Regions from separate parts of the Homo sapiens genome. Here all the other regions are linked to region 3. The links are chromatin contacts, found by Hi-C in ENCODE. All regions are on one chromosome and are shown on one strand. Each heading gives the region's core, a stretch centred on a gene start or an enhancer-like site at or near the end of the contact. The rest is flanking DNA. Distances are from core to core; before and after follow the strand shown. Region 1 overlaps LOC102724637 (a long non-coding RNA gene). Region 2 overlaps MEF2C-AS1 (MEF2C antisense RNA 1). Region 3 overlaps MEF2C-AS1 (MEF2C antisense RNA 1).

Region 1 (2,700 bases), core at 7-2,506, 500 kb before region 3:
ACAATATTAAGAAAGGTTGACAGTGCTTTTCACCTTTTTCAGATTTCATTGTAATACCCACGATTGAGATGGTTGGAGATAAAGCCATTATCCAGTGATAGTTCATCATGTTGAAGGAATCCTGCTGTATGTATTTTATATATTTTGATATGGATATGTGATATGCACCCTTAATACAATTCTAGTCTATAACAGCTACCTAACAATATTTCAGAATGAGCTTTTTCTAGTATTCTGTGCCATTAAAGAGTGGCCCCTTTGTACATTAATGAAAGCTTGTCCTTTAGAATGAATAGGAAGTCTAAGAATTTGGCTAAATACCATCTTTCTGGAAGAGGAAAAAATTAATGGCAAAATATTAGAAATATAATTGATCAAATGCAATACTCATTGTAGTCAAGAGTAAGTAATGCAAAAATCTGTAATTCTCATGAAAAACAATATTAAAATTGTGTTCCCGGGAAGTTAGTAACATTTTGACATTTTTTCTCTATTCTTTAAATGGTTCAGAGCAACTATTTATTAATTAGCATTTTCTTTAAGAAAAACTAATATCGTTGTGGAGGATTAACTTCACTTTGGAGTGTACTACTCCCTTAAAAGGACCATTAAAAGGCTATAAAATTAATTGTTTTCTACTAATAAGTTATTATTTAGAATCACTTAGTTTCATCTACCAGAAAAAAATGCTTTTTGAGTTAGAGGTTTTATATTATCTCAGTCTTCTCATCCATGATCAATACTTACTCCATTTTTGTTATTATATCTGTTTCCTTCTGGTTCTCATCTTAGCTCAAAAGAAAAAGGATGATTGAACAAAATACCTTTTGAGTAGTCTCTCTGCTCCTCAAAGCACATGTCTTCATAATTATCTCAAATTTGCATATTTATTGTTAAATAAATATAAGGGGAATTTATTGCAGTATGCTGCATTCTTTGCACTCTCTGTGTCTTGTTTGCATCTTGCCTGTTTTGATCGTTTTAGATTAGAGGCACATGAATTATCATTTATTTTAAGTGCTATATTATAGTCATTTTTGCAGAGAAAGAAAGCAGTCAAAAAACAGATTGTCCAACTTCTTATAAATGAGAATGTCACAAATAAAATGCCAGTTTGTTCACCTTGTCCTTTGCACTAACGTCAAGCCATTCTCTTCGATGCCTTTTTTGTAATTATGAGTAATAGCCCAAATATTTTACAGCAGAGAGATGAGTCACAAAGCGGAAGAACTATAAATACTTTTGTTCTCGAGAAACAATGAAGCTGTATATTCTTTCACATTCACCCACCACATATGTGTTTTATTTAAGGTTAAGCTTTTTTAAAAACAACTTTCTCCTGCTTTAAGAGTTCCAATCTCCAGTACAAGTTTTGTTTTCCAGTAAACTGTTTCATTGTATTTGATGCTTCATAAATGTATCTAAATCTAGCTCATCATGCACTGCTAGCTACACCTAATCATACACACATGTCTGAATTACTCCACTCCTATTTAAAGGAAAAGAACAAAAAGTAAGAATGGCAGATGTGTTCATAATTAATATCCTACTGGGTTAATCAGTAGATCCTCAGGAATGCTATGAGGGTTTTGATGTATTCAGAAAATCACTGCCTTTATCTATAGACCTCTTTAAAGACAAACATACAACAGTTAGTTTTTAGAAGATGTGATCCTTGCAAATAAGATAGTAAATAATATTGTCACAGACTTGCCTCTTTGAATAACCTAATTCCATGCTTGATTTTATATGTTTAAGTGAGGAATTTATGGTTCATATTTACAGCCAGTGATATGTGCAAGGATTGCTGTTTACTAACATCACACTCAAAATTTCTTGTAGACATTTCAAGCAATTTGAAGTATAGTTCTTCTAGAAGTAACTAAATATAAACAAGATGGGCACTTTTTTTAAGGAGATTGATATTTCAGAATTGTTGATCACTCCTATACTTGTGAATGAGAGAATATAAGAGACATGGTAATTCACTGAAGGAGAAGAAGAAGAAGGAGAGCATTGCATTATTGGAAAAACTCCATCTTTATAGCGAGACAATACTGAGTTGAAAGCTCAGTCTCCCACTGTGCAACTCTAGGAATTGCTTAAGAGCTCTGGTCTTTGGTTACCTCATCTACTAATGCAGAATAATAACACTTCTGTCTTAAGGTTTAGAGTGTTAAAATAAAGCAGTACTTGGGACATTGAAAAATGCTGAATTTAAAAGTCCTGTTTCATGGGGAATATGAAACTTTCATTCTAAAAAGACTGTACTGTATGAAAGATAAATTTTAGTTATATTGTGGTCCACATTTCAGTTTTGGAGTTAATGTATTCAGGTATGTGCCTGTCACAAAAGGGTCGTGCATTAAATGTTGAGTGAAAACATTGTGGCTTAGACAGAAATCTTGGAATTTAACTAGAAATTTATTTTTTTAAAAAATGAAAGAATAGGAAGAGGTTCATCAGCTCTGTCTTGACTATCTCTAGATCTATGATTGATGCAATATTACCTTTAAGTAAAAAAAAAAAAAGCTACATAATTATTTTAGTTTTATTGTATCTTCTTAAGTATGTTTCAAGTACTTTCATTTGTGTTTGACTCTTCAAGATCTTACCTTCACTACAACCCAGTATTTCCATTGCAAGTGATAATATTGCAATGGAATATTGCAGTCTTTCTGAATAACAGAATTTACATTA
Region 2 (2,760 bases), core at 60-2,559, 310 kb after region 3:
TAGAAGTATTTTTGTCTCCGCATTTATTTTATATATTAATTTATGAAAATTTTGAATAAATGTGCAAACAACTACAATTGTCATACAATTCTCTGCTTTTAAGAAATGTACACCACTTTGGGAGGCGGAGGCGGGCGGATCACGAGGTCAGGAGAACGAAATCATCCTGGCTAACACGGTGAAACCCCGTCTCTACTAAAAATACAAAAAATTAGCCGGGCGTGGTGGCGGGCGCCTGTAGTCCCAGCTACTCAGAAAGCTGAGGCAGGAGAATGGCGTGAACCTGGGAGGCGGAGCTTGCAGTGAGCAGAGATCGCGTCACTGCACTCCAGCCTGGGCGACAGAGTAAGACTCCGTCTCAAAAAAAAAAAAAAAGAAAGAAAGAAAGAAAGAAATGCACACCAGCACACCCAGAAGTCACAAGAGCGACTTTATGACTTTTAATCTACACCTTGATGCAGTATTTACCACTTAACCCTCAGGTTGACATGTATTGTCTATTTGAAGATGATTGGTTTTTAGTAGCATTTTACAACTGTAAAATACTGTATAGTTTTAATGTTTGTCACATATGAAAAATGTATACCTCATGATCCCATTTACCATGAACTACAATTGAAAAAGGAGGGAATTAAACAAAAGAAGAGTCATATCGTTTTCAAATTGTGTCTAAATAAAACACGTCAACAAGTAAAATTTGGAATATTTCAAAATTAAGTTGATGGATCTCATTTTTTCCTGTCTTTGAAGTAATTCTTAGAGCAGTCCATCTAAGATTACCCAAATGTTGCAAAATATACAATTCCTATTCTCTTTTTTCTACACAGTTCCTATGTAAAATAAGATTTCATATTATATAACAATATTAAGTGAATATGCTATAAAAATAATTTTTAATATACTGTCCTGATAAAAATGTTTTGATATTTTATTATACTTAAGCTTGAAATAATTAGGTTTCTTGTTATTAATGAAATAAAATAAATTATCTGGTTGGTGGTGCTATAAAGCTACAGCACACATATGAATAAGTTTTGCCCCTTTTTTGCAGCTTTTAAATCAGATATAAGACCGGTCATGTTTGAGGTCTTCTTTGATCAAAGTATGCAATATGTCCTGTCACTTCTGTTGGTATTCCATTAATGCATTGTAACTTAAACATGTTTCAGTAGTCAGGTAAGTTTGGGATACCCTGCCCTAAAGGGTTGCTCAGACTCGCTCCATTGAACCCGTCTCATGCTTTGCAGTGTAACATAGTTCTGCCAGCAAGCTGAACTTGCCCAATTCCCTTATTGCCACACTGAGGAAGCAAGCACTCTTTCCCCATTCCCTGAGTCAGCATTCAAGCTCTCAGTCTCTTCCTTAACAGTGGGTAAAGTGTCACACTCTATCTTGATATTCTCCCTGAGTGTGCCTGAGTGGAGTCTATTATGCTTCTTTCGTGCAGTCTCAAACCTAGTATTTAAGACTTGAGAAAAGCTTATCCATAGTTTACTTCATTTCTGCAAATAAAATCCTAGGGACACACTTAGAGTCCTAGAGTTCCCCAAAATATCTATGCAAATTAAACTGTAATGAAGATCTCGAAATACATTCATTCTATAGATGTTTCCTGGGATAATGATTCTTTGGACGTAATTTCTTAGAGTGTTTAAATTAAATATTTTCTGCGCGCAGAATAGTAAGCGCTCTTCCAGTTTTTCCAGCTTTCTTTTATCTTTTTCCTTTAATATTGTGACTTCAAGGTCATTGTAATGATGTAGTGTGTGAGTGTGTGTGTGTGTGTTTGTGTATGTATTCTTCCTAATTCCCCTCTACAAAGTTGATGTTACATTTTTAACTTACATTGAGACATCTTGGCTTCTTATTAAAATCTATGATCAGAAAACATTATTGTACTGCCAATAACATTTATTTTGGCTCCTTTTTCCTCCTTTCCCTTCCCTCTTCCTAGGCCTACAGATGTATTTCTTTATTATGATTACAGATTTAGATTCAGAACATAACCAAAAGAATTTTCTATCAATAGGCTTCACATGCACATTTTTCCTTTATCTAAAACGTCATTCTTTTTAGTCTCTATAGTGCACAAGGTGTTACCTAGAAAAGGATTTTACTCAAATTATCCAAAGCCTTGTTCATTTATCAAAACCACTGTCCACACTTCACAAAATGAATAGGAAATGGCTCCCATTCATTTTGAACTGATAACTTGGACTAAAAGTCATAGGCATCAATGCTAAAAGGCATGGAAAATTCCCACACTCCACCACCAAATCCTGACCTGGGAGATTTGTTCTAATGTTCACAGGCAGGCATAAACTGTAGAATACATTCTGCCCTGTTGACTCATAATTTTTAATGAAATAATGCAAGACTTACACAGCTCCTTTCTCCCAAAAGCATTTTAAGGATGCATACGGCATCTAAAATCCTTAACAAGAAAAGTGTATTTTCCCCTGATAAAAAAAAAGACAGTGCCACTATGTATTGGTAGTTATATATCACAGGGAGTGAGAGAAACTGAGAGGGAGAGAGAGAGAGAGAGACAGAGAGGAAGTTGATTTACAGATTGAAGAAAGTTGATAAATTATAGTGTTACAGTGTAAGTTGCCTGATATTTTTATTTTGACAACTGTCCTCCAAATATATATCAGAGTAAATTTCCCCAAGAATACATACTGCCACAGACTATCTGAAGATATAACCCTGGCTATATTTTTACAGAAAACAAGGGGGTATACACATCTGAATAGATTT
Region 3 (2,700 bases), core at 80-2,579:
ATGTTTTCATTGTAAAAATGCAGGCAAGCTTTTTAATGTTTTCTTTTCATGTGATGTTTAGACAAATTGAGGTTTGTTCTTGTCTCATCGAGCTCTCATTTTCTCTTTCTGTCGTTCTTATTCTCTCTCTCTCCCTCCTTCCCTCAAGGAGAATCTCGAAATGAAACTGACAGAGCTGTGTTTCACTCTTTTATGGTGTAATGTTTGTGAGGTTTCTCACATTGTTTACATGTTTCCTTGAAATAAAGATGGCACTTTCATTGAGCATGTGTCCTGAATTTCCTCACAAAATCAAAATTGAAAATGGAGGCTAGAAATAATGCTTAATATCTTTTATGTCTATTTTGTCATGAAAATTATTCTTTGTCAAAACTGGCCCTGTATAAATAGAGAGGAAGAATATATTTTTGCTCTATTGCCTTCTACACCTCTTTGTATTATTCTAGTACATATTCTAGTATGTTTTTCTAGGTTCTACTCCTAAAGTCCCCAGGAGTCCACAGTTTAGTGACCCTGAACATTTAAGATTTTTAGAAAGTGTCTAATTTCTAAATTTTGCATTCTCATCTATTATTACAAGTTTGCTGGAGTTTTCAGTCTTGTGGGCTATAATGTAATAAGGATGTCAATACTTTATGCATCCTATATAGCATGTGAGCAAATAACAATCCTATCAAGATAGTTTCTTTAGAGAATTTTTTGTAGAAATCATCTTATAAACTGTTGCCATATTTCTAAGTTCACAGAAAATAAGTAAAAACAAACCAAACTATACTTAGTGTTTAGTGCCCCTTCTTCCCTCCAAGCTGCCCCTTTCCCTACTCTCCAAAGTCAGAAATGTCAGACTCCTAGAACGTTGTTAATAGGAAACAATCTGAGAGTACTAATTTCCACTAATTCATGAAAGTGTGAATGACTCTTAATCCCTTAAACTCCCAAAGGTTGAGAGTGATTGGAATAGTTGCTACCTAAATAAATCATGAATTTGTAGAACTTTAACATAACAATACATTGATGTAAAAAAGATTCAGATAATACATAAAGATTTATTTTCAGTTAGCACGAGAAGATCATACCAATTTAGATGTTTGCCTCTGCATCTTTTTATCTATAACGCTCGTGATTTACACAGCTTTCTTATTCTTAACTTTTTGCACCACAGAATCTAAAAAGTCCCATTCGTCTTCATTGTGGTTCCTATTTCAGCAGCTGCAAGGCACTGGTGTGTGGGGAAAGTGTGGCAGGAAAGAAGGTATTGTGTACATTGATTTTGGGTAAATCAGAAACTGTGTATTTGCATTCAACTAGGGACTTTCTGGGGATACTGCCTGACTTGAAACTGTGAGGAGTTCAGGGTCTGTGGAAGGTTGTTGAGAAAATATTTAAGTTCCTGAAATCACACCATTGGTGTAGCCTTTTCTATCCTTTATATGTGACTTAAAATTCATTTTGTTCATTTCTAAATGAAATAAATGAGGTTTATACACCATAACCCTAGCTTCCTAGCTGTGGTGCTAGTATTCACTAGTCCCGTGTTTTTCAGAAAATCATTTTATCTCTTTTTGACTCAATTATCTCCTGAATCAAATGGGATCATGATTCTAGCTGTGTCTTTCAAAGGTGCTGTTGGAGAAATGATGGACGAATAGATATGAACATGCTGAGACAAAGTTAGGGATATTATGCAAATTTTACATATTTTAATTATCAAATATTAAGAGACAGGACAAAATGCAGCTTTAAAATATTTTCTTTAACTCTTTATTATAACTAATTTCTTGTCGAGATCTAGGTTAAGATTTAGGGAAGTCATAATGTGAACTACTTTGTTGAAACTGAAATTAACATGAAGTTTCAGATTTTATAAAGTAGTTATTGGAATACCTTTATAAAACTGCTTGCCCTCTTGCCTTTAAGAATGCCAGGGAACTCAACATACTTCTCAGGGTCCTTAAACACAATCAATGACAAAATAGTTTTTTTTTTTCCCTGAAAAAATAATCAGTGTTATTCCAGGTAAGGATTCAAAGATATTTGAACATATGTGATAAACTAAAATTAAACTGGACTAAAATTAAAACTACAGTTTTAATTTTATATCACACAAAGCATTTATGAGAGTATATTGTTTAATTTGTAACCCAAGAAACAGTCTTTGGGAATGTCAAGATGCAATTGAGGAAATGTTTCAGGGGGTTGGGTCCTGTATTAGATTGAAATGGAGGCAAGAAAGAGTAAGGCTTTCTATATTAATGGCATTGGGGTCCTTTTACACCAACAGTCTATGAAGCTTTAGAAAAGAGAGAGAGGCACAAAGCAATCTATTCAGCAAGACATACATATATACAGTATTTGGTTTTGCATTACACCCAAAAAGATGGTGTAGTGCAAAGCCAAACACTGTACAACTCACTTCCATAGACTGGAATTTCACAGACTTGGGTTGATATTGTGTGTCTGATTATATGCCTAAACAATAACTCTATTTGATAAAAATCTTAATTACAACTATCCATACTAATATTCAACTATCAATACTAATATTCAAAGTATTTCACAATGGATCTTATGCTTTCTAAAATGCAAAACATTAGATCTTTCCAGCAATTATAAACAGATGTTAAATATTTCTTTATAATACATATTCATTATATATTACATATATATTGATCTATATATATAAATACTTACAAGCACGTG

What was found. A loop is a pair of places that touch in the nucleus more often than their neighbours do. Pooled maps may share reads with other maps.
Region 1: a map with no recorded cell type shows a loop between it and region 3 (9-fold over the local background). The contact joins two enhancer-like sites. A Hi-C loop is called at or near these places in 9 of 37 single-sample maps with no recorded cell type and 4 of 50 pooled maps.
Region 2: a map with no recorded cell type shows a loop between it and region 3 (3-fold over the local background). The contact joins two enhancer-like sites. A Hi-C loop is called at or near these places in 3 of 37 single-sample maps with no recorded cell type and 3 of 50 pooled maps.

Annotation. Positions count from the first base shown.
Region 1 is chr5:89,929,432-89,932,131 of GRCh38, reverse strand. The region is part of intron 2 of LOC102724637 (a long non-coding RNA gene); the gene reads right to left. Among named protein-coding and RNA genes, the nearest start is that of MIR3660, 86 kb to the left of the region's middle. Within about 2 kb of position 1,256, at least 7 of the 41 ENCODE cell types and tissues checked have a DNase peak (open chromatin) inside an H3K27ac peak, as active enhancers do.
Region 2 is chr5:89,119,465-89,122,224 of GRCh38, reverse strand. The region is part of intron 4 of MEF2C-AS1 (MEF2C antisense RNA 1); the gene reads right to left. Among named protein-coding and RNA genes, the nearest start is that of MEF2C-AS1, 240 kb to the right of the region's middle. Within about 2 kb of position 1,309, at least 2 of the 41 ENCODE cell types and tissues checked have a DNase peak (open chromatin) inside an H3K27ac peak, as active enhancers do.
Region 3 is chr5:89,434,105-89,436,804 of GRCh38, reverse strand. The region is part of intron 8 of MEF2C-AS1 (MEF2C antisense RNA 1); the gene reads right to left. Among named protein-coding and RNA genes, the nearest start is that of LINC02161, 150 kb to the left of the region's middle. Within about 2 kb of position 1,329, at least 2 of the 41 ENCODE cell types and tissues checked have a DNase peak (open chromatin) inside an H3K27ac peak, as active enhancers do.